Regions from separate parts of the Homo sapiens genome. Here region 1 is linked to region 2. A link is an interaction called in ENCODE POLR2A ChIA-PET data of the cell type or tissue named here. Cell type or tissue: Caco-2. All regions are shown on one strand. Each heading gives the region's core, and the rest is flanking DNA. Links, peaks and the distances in the headings are about the cores only. Region 1 has its middle 1.3 Mb from the start of LINC01493. Region 2 has its middle 1.4 Mb from the start of LRRC4C.

Region 1 (5,383 bases), core at 314-5,313, 110 kb after region 2:
ATGCACCAAATTTCTTGGGGTTAAGCAGCTATTTAAGGAGGTAGAGGTAAGAAGTAATGATAATTTGTTATACTGTATGTGATAGGTTCATTCTTAGGATATATTTTATTTTATGTATTATTCCATTTTATATTGCTATAAGAACTGAGACTGGTGATTTATAAGAGAGGAGGTTTAATTGGCTCATGGTTTTGTAAACTTTTAGGAAAGCACAGTGGCATCTGCTTCTGGGGAGGCCTCAGGAAGCTTCTAGTCATGGCAGGAGGCAAGGGAGAAGCAGGCACTTCACATGGTAAAAGCAGGAACAAGAAGAGAGATTGCAGGGGGAGGTGCCCCATGTTCTTAAATGACCAGATTTCATGTAAACTCAGAACGAGAGCTCACTTATCACCAAGGAGATGGCCCAAGCCATTCATGGGGGATCTGCTCCCACGATCCAAACCCTTCCCACCAGGACCCACCTCCAACATTGGGGATTACATTTCAATATGACATTTGAGACAAATATTCAAATTATGTCATTCTGCCCCTGGCCCCACCCAAATCTCATGTCCTCACATTGCAAGATACAATCCTGTCTTCCCAACACTCTCCAAAGTCTTAACTCATTCTAGTGTTAACTCTAAAGTCCAAAGTCTAAAGTCTCATCTGAGACAAGGCAAGTCCCTTCCACCTACACGCCTGTAAAATCAAAAACAAGTTGGTTACTTCCAAGATACAATGGAAGCTATAAGTATTGGGTAAGCATTCCCATTTCAAAAGGGAGAGATTGACCAAAAGAAAGGGGTTACAGGCCCCATTCAAACCCAAAACCTAACAGGGCAGTCATTGAATATTAAAGCTCAAAACTAGTCTCATTTAACTCTATTTCCCACATCCAAAGCACACTGGTATGAGGGTTGGCCTCCCTAGACCTTGGGCAGATCTGTCTCTGTGGCTTTGCAGGGTTCAGCTCCCAAGGCTGCTCTCACAGGTTGTTGAGTGTCTGCTGCTTTTCCAGGCACAGGGTGCAAGCTGCTGGTGAATCTACCATTCTCAGATCTGGAGGGTGGTGACCCCCTTCTTCCAGCTCCGCTAGGCAGTACCCCAATGGATTCTCTGTGTGGGGGCTCCATCCCCACATTTCCCCTTGGCAATGCCCTAGTCAGGGTTCTCTGTAATGGCTCCGTCCCTGAAGCAGGCTTCTGTCTGGGCATCCAGGCTTTTCCAAACATCTTCTGAAACCTAGGCAGAGGCCAAGCTTCCTAACTTTTGCACTCTGTACCCACAGGCTTTACACCATGTAGAAACCACCAAGGCTTATGGCTTGTATTCTCCAAAGCGGCAGCTCTAGCAGTACCTGGGCCCCATTTGAGCCCTAGCTGGAGTTGGAGTGGCCAGAATATGGGAAGCAGTGCCCTGAGGCTGCACAGGGCAGCAGGGCCTTAGGCCTGGCCCCAAAATTATTCTTTTCTCTGGGCCTGTGATGGGAGGGGCTGCCACAAAGTTCTCTGAAATGCCTTCAAGGCCTTTTCCCCATTGTTTTGATATTTAACACTTGGTTCCCTTTTAGTGATTCAAATATCTCTGGCAAGTGGTTGCTCTACAACCTGCTTTAATTCCTCTCCCAAAAAAGCTTTTTCTTTCTTTATCACATGGCTAGGCTGGAAATTTTTCAAGCTTTTATGTTCTGTTTCCCTTTTTTATTTTATTTTATTTTGTTTTAGAGATGGAGTCTCGCTCTGGTGCCCAGGCTGGAGTGTAGTGGTATGATCTCAGCTCACTGCAACCTCCCTCTCCTGGGTTCAAGCATTCCTCCTGCCTCAGCCTTCCAAGTAGCTGGGATTACAGACATGTACCACCATGCCTGGCTAATTTTTGTATTTTTAGTAGAGACGAGGTTTCACCATGTTGACCAGGCTGGTCTCGAACTCCTGACCTCAGGTGATCCACCCGCCTCAGCCTCCCAAAATGCTGGGATTACAAGTGTAAGCCACCGCACCCAGCCACTCTGTTTGTCTTTTAAATGTAAGTCCCAACTATTTTCTTTTCTCCTGCATCTGAGCGTAGGCTGTTAGAAGCAACTATGTTACCACTTGAACACTTTGCTGCTCAGAAATTTTTTCTGCCAGATACCATAAATAATCACTCTCAAGTTCAAACTTCCATAGATCCTTAGGGCATGAACACAATGCAGCCAAGTTCTTTGTTAAGGCATAATAGGTCTATCCTTTACTCTAGTTCCCAATAAGTTCCTCATTTCTATCTGAGACCTCAGCAGCCTGGACTTCATTGTTCATATCACTATCAACATTTTGGTCACAACCATTTCACCAGTCTCTAAGAAATTTCAAACCTTCCCTCTTCTTCCTGTTTTCTTCTGAGCCCTTCAAACTCTTCCAATTTCTGCCCATTATCCAGTTCCAGGGTTGGTTCTGTAACACCTAAAGTTCTTGCTTAGCCACGCCAAAGAATTGGTGTGGTGGCTGACTGCAGCAAGTGATAGAGACATGGACCGAGAGAGAGAAAAAGTTGTAGGCTTTATTGAGCAGAGTGAAAGCACAAAGCTTCCACAGCTTGGAAAGGGTCCCCGAACGGGTAGCCAGAGTTAGAGTATACGATTGCCTTTTTAACTCTTTAAGGCAGGAAATACTTGTGGCGAGAGCCAGAAACAAAAGCAGTAAATTATTTTGTGGCATGTCCTAGATTTTCAGGAAAACCGGAATTGCAACTTAGGTTTTATCTACTTTATGACCTTGCAGCAGCATGGCAAAGGAGACAGGATCTTACAGGACTTCATAAAGTATGTTTACAAGGAATTGGAATTGGGAGTATAGATAAGGTCCGCTGATCACAGAAAAACAGTTGGTTAACATTCCTTTTACTTTAGTTTCAGGGGTGGGGGAAGGGAGAGAGGGAGAGAGTACAAGGGGAAACTTACAGCAAAATTTTCACTGTTGATAGCTTTCCTGGGGAAGACAACACATGCACAAATCCTGGTGTTAGGAATATTTTAAGCATATATCTGCAATATTATTCATCCAGGACTGAAGTAAGTCCTGATGCAGGAAATGAGTGAGTTTCACAGCTTTCTGAGCCCCTACTTGACCCAGGAAGCCCAGCTGGCACCTCCTCTCAGTTCCACATTTACAGGTATCTTTATGGCATTACTCCATGGGGGGGACTATTTCTTTTTTATTATTATTATACTACAAGTTCTAGGGTACATGGGGACAACATGCAGGTTTGTTACATATGTATACATGTGCCATGTTGGTGTGCTGCACCAATTAACTTGTCATTTACATTAGATATATCTCCTAATGCTATCCCTCCCACCTCCCCCCACCCCACCACAGGCCTCAGTGTGTGATATTCCCCATCCTGTGTCCAAGTGTTCTCATTGTTCAATTCCCACCTATGAGTGAGAACATGCGGTGTTTGGTTTTCTGTCCTTGCGACAGTTTGCTCAGAATGATGGTTTCCAGCTTCATCCATGTCCCTACAAAGGACATGAACTCATCCTTTTTTATGGCTGCATAGTATTCCATCGTGTATATGTGCCACATTTTCTTAATCCAGTCTATCATTGATGGACATTTGGGTCAGTTCCAAGTCTTTGCTATTGTGAATAGTGCCGCAATAAACATACGTGTGCATGTGTCTTTATAGCAGCATGATTTATAATCCTTTGGGTATATACCCAGTGATGGGATGGCTGGGTCAAATGGTATTTCTAGTTCTAGATCCCTGAGGAATCACCACACTGCCTTCCACAATGGTTGAACTAGTTTACAGTCCCACCAACAGTGTAAAAGTGTCCCTATTTCTCCACATTCTCTCCAGCACCTGTTGTTTCCTGACTTTTTAATGATCGCCATTCTAACTGGTGTGAGATGGTATCTCATTGTGGTTTTGATTTGCATTGCTCTGACAACCAGTGATGATAAGCATTTTTTGATGTGTCTTTTGGCTGCATAAATGTCTTCTTTTGAGAAGTGTCTCTTTATATCCTTCTCCCACTTTTTGATGGGGTTGTTTGATTTTTTTCTTGTAAATTTGTTTAAGTTTTTTGTAGATTCTGGGTATTAGCCCTTTGTCAGATGAGTAGATTGCAAACATTTTCTCCCATTCTGTAGGTTACCTGTTCACTCTGATGGTAGTTTCTTTTGCTGTGCAGAAGCTCTTTAGTTTAATTAGATCCCATTTGTCAATTTTGGCTTTTGTTGCCATTGCTTTTGGTGTTTTAGACACAAAGTCCTTTCCCATGCCTATGTTCTGAATGGTATTGCCTAGGTTTTCTTCTAGGGTTTTTATGGTTTTAGGTCTAACATTGAAGTCTTTAATCTATCTTGAATTAATATTTGTATAAGGTGTAAGGAAGGGATCCAGTTTCAGCTTTCTACATATGGCTAGCCAGTTTTCCCAGCACCATTTATTAAATAGGGAATCCTTTCCCCATTTCTTGTTTTTGTCAGGTTTGTCAAAGATCAGATAGTTGTAGATGTGTGGTATTATTTCTGAGAGCTCTGTTCTGTTCCATTGGTCTGTATCTCTGTTTTGGTTACTGTAGCCTTGTAGTATAGTTTGAAGTCAGGTAGCATTATGCCTCCAGCTTTGTTCTTTTTCCTGAGGATTGTCTTGGCAATGTGGGCTCTTTTTTGGTTCCATATGAACTTTAAAGTATTTTTTTCCAATTCTGTGAAGAAAGTCATTGGTAGCTTGATGGGGATGGCATTGAATCTATAAATTACCTTGGGCAGCATGGCCATTTTTATGATATTGATTCTTCCTATCCATGAGCATGGAATGTTCTTCCATTTGTTTGTATCCTCTTTTGTTTTGTTGAGCAGTGGTTTGTAGTTCTCCTTGAAGAGGTCCTTCACATCCCTTGTAAGTTGGATTCCTAGGTACTTTATACTCTTTGAAGCAATTGTGAATGGGAGTTCATTCATGATTTGGCTCTCTGTTTGTCTGTTATTGGTGTAAAGGAATGCTTGTGATTTTTGCACATTGATTTTGTATCCTGAGACTTTGCTGAAGTTGCTGATCAGCTTAAGGAGATTTTGGGCTGAGTTGATGGGGTTTTCTAAATATGCAATCATGTCATCTGCAAACAGGGTCAATTTGACCTCCTCTCTTCCTAATTGAATACCCTTTATTTCCTTCTCCTGCCTGATTGCCCTGGCCAGAACTTCCAACACTATGTTGAATTGGAGTGGTGAGAGAGAGCATCCCTGTCTTGTGCCAGTTTTCAAAGGGAATGCTTCCAGTTTTTGCCCATTCAGTATGATATTGGCTGTGGGTTTGTCATAAATAGCTCTTATTATTTTGAGATATGTCCCATCAATACCTAGTTTATTGAGAGTTTTTAGCATGAAGGACTGTTGAATTTTGTTGAAGA
Region 2 (5,383 bases), core at 273-5,272:
ACAGCAAGAGCAATTATTTCTACATAGGCCTTTTGGATTGGCTTTGATAGAAGTCTGTTCCACAAGGAATCTCAGATAAGACCGTTTAAAGCGGAGCCCAGCCATGGGCTTGCATTCTCAAATACCTGTGAGTTGGGTGATCCTCTCCCCTTAAGGTCCCAAGATAAACTTGGAGCCCTGGACCTGTTAGAAAGTTATACTGTTTATTGACCAGAGGTGAGGAACCCTGCATAGGGACTGTGTAGGCAAGGATATGAGGCCAGTTTCCCCATTGGGTTTTTATTGGCTCTGCAAGTGGAGATTGACTCCTTAAATCAAAGCATACCCTTCCAGTCAAAGCCTTGGTAAAATAACCATTTTCTCCAATTGTGTTCTGTCACAAAGAAAAGTGGATTCTTATTGCACTGATGCAAATATTGCCATAAATTAAGAATACTCACAGAAAGTTTCCAAATTCTAGAGGAACCAGGCAGAGAGAAACAAACATGCTCCAAATTTTGTCCACAGGAGTATGCCTTACTTAATTATTAAAGGCCTTAAGTAGTTCAAAATAAGTTTTCTTGACTATGAAAAACAAAACAAGGATCAGCAACATTCCAAGCAAAAGTCAAAAAGATTTGCTCAGCTTCCTGAGTTCAGTCAAGTTAGTTAAATCTTGTTTTGCTTGATATTCGTGAACACTTCAGCTCTTTATGAGTCCTGTACATTTTCCTTTATTCCAATGTCACAATCTCCAAAGTTATCAGAAACCTGATTTCTCAAACATGATCAGAAATTGTATCTGAGAGCACTTGTCAGGGTCTTTTTTTTTTTTTTTTTTTTTGAGACAAAGTCTCATTCTGTTGCCCAGGCTGGTGTGCAGTGGTGTGATCTCGGCTCACTGCAACCTCCGCCTCCTGGGTTCAAGTGGTTCTCCTGCCTCAGTCTCCTGAGTAGCTGCATGCCACCACGTCTGGCTAATTTTTGTATTTTTTGTAGAGATGGGATTTTACCAAGTTGGTCAGGCTGGTCTTGAACGCCTGACCTTGTGATCCACCCACCTCGGCCTCCCAAAGTGCTGGGATTACAGGTGGGAGCCACTGCGCCTAGCCTAAGATATCAATGCTGCCAGCACCTTGGCCTTGAACTTTTAGCCTCCAGCTCTACGGGCAAATAATTTGTTGTTTAAGCCACACAGTCTGTGGTCAGAGTCTTATAGCCTATTATAAACCATTTTTTGAAAAGGATTAAAACCAAACAACAATTGTCTGTGAATAGCAAAATGTCCAGGGTAGTTACAGTTAGAAATAGGATTGACAAATAAGTTTGGTTATCTCCGTGGTTTACAATAATTTAACATAACAACCTTAATTATGATTGATGGCATATACTTAGACATTAGAATTTTAGAAATACTACACAGTTTGGGAACATATGTTATCATTATTCCCCAAGATATAACCTAAAGAAGATTGAGCATTATTTTGGCAAGACCATGTACCTAAACACGTCAAATAATCCTGTCTCCCTCTCTTCTCTGGACATTTCAGGGGCCCCCTGAAGTATTCGAAAAGCCACGTGTCAGGAAAGACTTTTTTTTTTTTTTTTTTTTGAGACAGAGTCTCGCTCTGTCTCCCAGGCTGGAGTGCAGTAGCGTGATCTCGGCTTACTGCAAGCTTTGCCTCCCGGGTTCACGCCATTCTCCTGCCTCAGCCTCCCGAGCTGCTGGGACTACAGGTGCCCGCCACCATGCCTGGCTAATTTTTTGCATTTTGAGTAGAGACGGGGTTTCACCGTGTTAGCCAGGATGGTCTCATCTCCTGACCTCGTGATCTGCCCGCCTTGGCCTCCCAAAGTGCTGGGGTTACAGGCGTGAGCCACCACGCACAGCCAGGAGAGACAATTTTGAAGCTGAAGTTTGACTTTGGAAAGGCTGTTAAATGTTATAGGTTTAAAACACTTGATATTATGAAATAGAATTCCAGATTACCGTAAGTTATTTTTCCAAAATGACTCAGAAATTTTAAAGAAGCAAAAACCTTTTATAACCCTTTGCAAATTTTGCTAAAAAGTGGATTAGCACCTTAGGAAAACCTTATTATGCTTTTATTTCAATGCTCAATTTACAGAAAAACTATAAATACCTTTTACTGAATTTAGTCAATATGCTTACACAGCCTCTTCTGGAAGATTCATTTCCACCATTCTTCCACCACTTCTTTGAACCTTCAGCTTTTTCCTATTTTAACTTAAAACAATCCTTTTAGTTTACATTTCCATGCCTCCTTATAACCTTTTACTAAAAAACACATTTTACTGTTTTTACACACCTTGCATGTAAATCTATCTCTAGGAGTTTTCAGTGAACTCCTAGCAATTTTAACTTTAAGGTAAAACTTGGTAAGTTGCTTTGTGTGCTAATTGCAGCCAAGGTTTGCCTTCTTAGTTAAGTGTGGTTAGTTCCATCTGTCCCCAGGCCTTACTAATTACGAAGCCGCCAAGTCAAATAGTTCTCAAAACCCAAAAAGCAGTTTGTAACCTGAAAATACTTAGCAAACTTTGCATGTGATCTGCATTTTACTAATAGTTTTTAGGGCTGTTTTTATTTCTGAAAGATTAAAGTCACAGGAACTGAAAGTTACCACAGATTTTATCATCCCTTTAAAAAATATTAGATCCAAGTGCTTATCTTTCTTTAGGCCAAATTAATTAGAGCTCTTTTGACAGACATTACACACAGTACACACATAGGCAGAAAAAAACCCAGTCGCTGGGTGGGGCGCTTTAAGAGACAGGGCTGGGGACCAGGCGCAGTAGCTCATGCCTGTTAATCCCAGCTCTTTGGGAGGCCAAGGCTGGCATATCACCTAAGGTTAGGAGTTCAAGACCAGCCCGGCCAACATGGTGAAACCCTGTCTCTATTAAAAATATGAAAATTATCTGAGCATGGTGGCAGGCGCCTGTAATCCCAGCTACTTGGGAGGCTGAGGCAGGAGAATTGCTTGAACCCGGGAGGTGGAGGTGGCAGTGAGCGGAGATTGCACCACTGCACTCCAGCCTTGGCAACAGAGTGAAACTCCATCTCAAAAAAAAAAAAAAAAAAAAAAAAGGAAAGAAAAAAGAAACAGGGCTAGGAAAACAAACATGCAGACATCTAAGCTGGGAGGGCTCATCCCCTCAGGCTGTATTGCTGAACTAAGCCTTGCCAAGCAGTTACCAGCCATGCCCTCAGGACGTAAAACAAGATGGAAGCTTGATTTCACCACGAAAACTTTGCAGCGAATACAGTGATAGTTGGGGGGTTGGAGGGTGGGCGCTAGCCTAGTAAAACATCTTCTAAAAGAAAAAAAAAGCTTTAAAAGTTAACTTGCTGACAGGGTAGCGAAGGGGAAAGAAAAGAAACAGTTTGAAAATGCAACCTCTTATTCATATGCAAGTGGTTCCTCCACCAGGGAGACAAGTTTAAGCTTAATTACTGTCTGATAGAGTTAAACCCCTTGGACAGGGAAGGGGAAGGCTGGGGCAGCCCACAGTGGCTGGGAACCAGCCAGCCAGCTGTGCAGGACCCCTGGGCCATGGGTCCCCACCCCAGCAGGGAGCGGGGAGCGGAAGGAGCTGCTGCTTACCGGTGGGCCCCAAAAAAGGAAGGAAAAGGCCATGAAAAGGCCAGGGAGCTACGCGGGGTGGAGGCGTGGCTTCCCCCACACTCAGAAGTCTGAAGATTAAAAGGCTGAGAAGCAACAGTGAGAAGCTTTGAGTCCCCATTTCACTCAGGGCTTCTGGAGCCTCCACTTTGCTGCAACAATGTTGCACGACTTTTCCTTAGTTCATCTAAAGATGGGGTTCTTGTCCATCTCATGGCCATGAAAATTCAGGCTCGCAGACCAGTTTAAAGGATGAGTAAAGAAGAGTTTTACTGGGTGAAAAGGATAAAAAAAAAAAAAAAAAAGAGGGAAACAGGTACTCTCTCAAGGCCAGAGTCCCTCCCCTAGACCACTTCCGGCCAGAGGGTTAGAATCCCACGTTCCACATAGGAAGAGGAGGTGCCAGGCTCAGGCTCCTCCCTGCTGCAAACGTCATGACCTTCCCTAGGTTCGACCTCAGTGGGCAAGCTGGTTGGAGTTTCTCCACGGACCCTCTCCCACAGGCTGTCTCAGAAGGTAAAGCCAAATTTTAATTATATGGAGTTTGGATACCTATGGGAAATTCTACTAGAGTTGTCCAATAGGAAGCTTTCCTGGGCTGGTAATATTCATCTCACAGTCATCAATATAAAATTTGTAGTGAAAACTAATAGAGTGGGTGAAATCACCTACTATGCAATACAGCTATTTCAGTGGGAAAAGAAAGAACTGTGAGAAATAACATTTCATAAGTGTGAAGAGGAAGAGAAAAACATTAATTAAACAGCCACTAAAGAAATATTTGTTGTTTTTACTGTAGGTAAGGTCCTATGCTAGGCCCTGAGGTTATCTCTTTAAATATGAATCCCAGGCCAGAAAGAGAAAACAAGTGATACAGATAATTAATTGCAGCTGTGTTAACTGCTCTAAGGTAAAATTGCAGGGTAAGTGATACTGCAAAGAAAGGGAATTTCATCTAGTCTGGGAAGCTTCTTTTAAAGTAGTGGAATTAGAGAAATTAGTGGTGATTGATGTTAATTAGAAGAAGATATAGGACAAGTGAAGTTGCAGTCTAAGGAACTTAGACTTTATAGGCAATAAGGTAGTCATGGAGAAGAAAAATAGATGTGAACCAAAATTCATATCAAAATGATTAATTTATGAGAATTCAATGAGAAATCAGTGAAGTTATAAATCTCTAGCTGGGATTGAAGAAAGAAGAAGATGCCTTAAATTTAAAAAAAAAAAATATATATATATATAGCAACTTTGTATTTTCTGACCTATATCACACAAGCAGCCCACAATTAGTATGCAATAAAGAGAATTTTCTGAAGAATCACGGACTCATGATATCTACATTCGGACTGGTTTATTGTGACTTGAAAAAATAGAAAACAAGTGCCTTTGATAAGTTTCCTAAATAGCTAACTAATCATTTTACGAGGTTCTTTCATCCCTTAATATAAAGTACAAATTGCGTTTAATGGAAGAACAATGAAACATGAAATTCAAAATAATTACAAAGTCCACTATGAGAATGAAGTTAGGTTATCATCTACGGAATAACTTATTAAATGATGTTACAATATCTCAGAGAAAAAGAGTACAGTTGCAGTTTTCCAATGCAGTCAGATAAGAAATATAATGAATAGAAGGAATGCAGGCTTTTATATTTGTGATTAGACCACAGAAGAGAAATTCAAGGAAAGTAGTGGATGCTGCAGTACGAATAAATAAAACCTCTGGAGACCAGATTACAGGCAACCATCTTGTTGTGA

Evidence for each region. Peaks named below come from ENCODE experiments on the same cell type or tissue, not always from the same donor. Only the 100,000 strongest peaks of a DNase experiment are listed, where the experiment ranks them.
Region 1: POLR2A ChIA-PET joins it to region 2 with 8 read pairs; 2 of 35 experiments call an interaction of 5 or more read pairs at or near these places.

Annotation. Positions count from the first base shown.
Region 1 is chr11:39,987,981-39,993,363 of GRCh38, reverse strand. No RefSeq gene overlaps it. Among named protein-coding and RNA genes, the nearest start is that of LINC01493, 1.3 Mb to the right of the region's middle. In Caco-2, for the core only: no CTCF peak of the experiment used is centred there; a DNase peak (open chromatin) is centred at 2,693.
Region 2 is chr11:40,098,220-40,103,602 of GRCh38, reverse strand. No RefSeq gene overlaps it. Among named protein-coding and RNA genes, the nearest start is that of LRRC4C, 1.4 Mb to the left of the region's middle. RefSeq lists enhancers at 3,057-3,556, 3,557-4,058 and a silencer at 3,897-4,097. In Caco-2, for the core only: no CTCF peak of the experiment used is centred there; no DNase peak of the experiment used is centred there.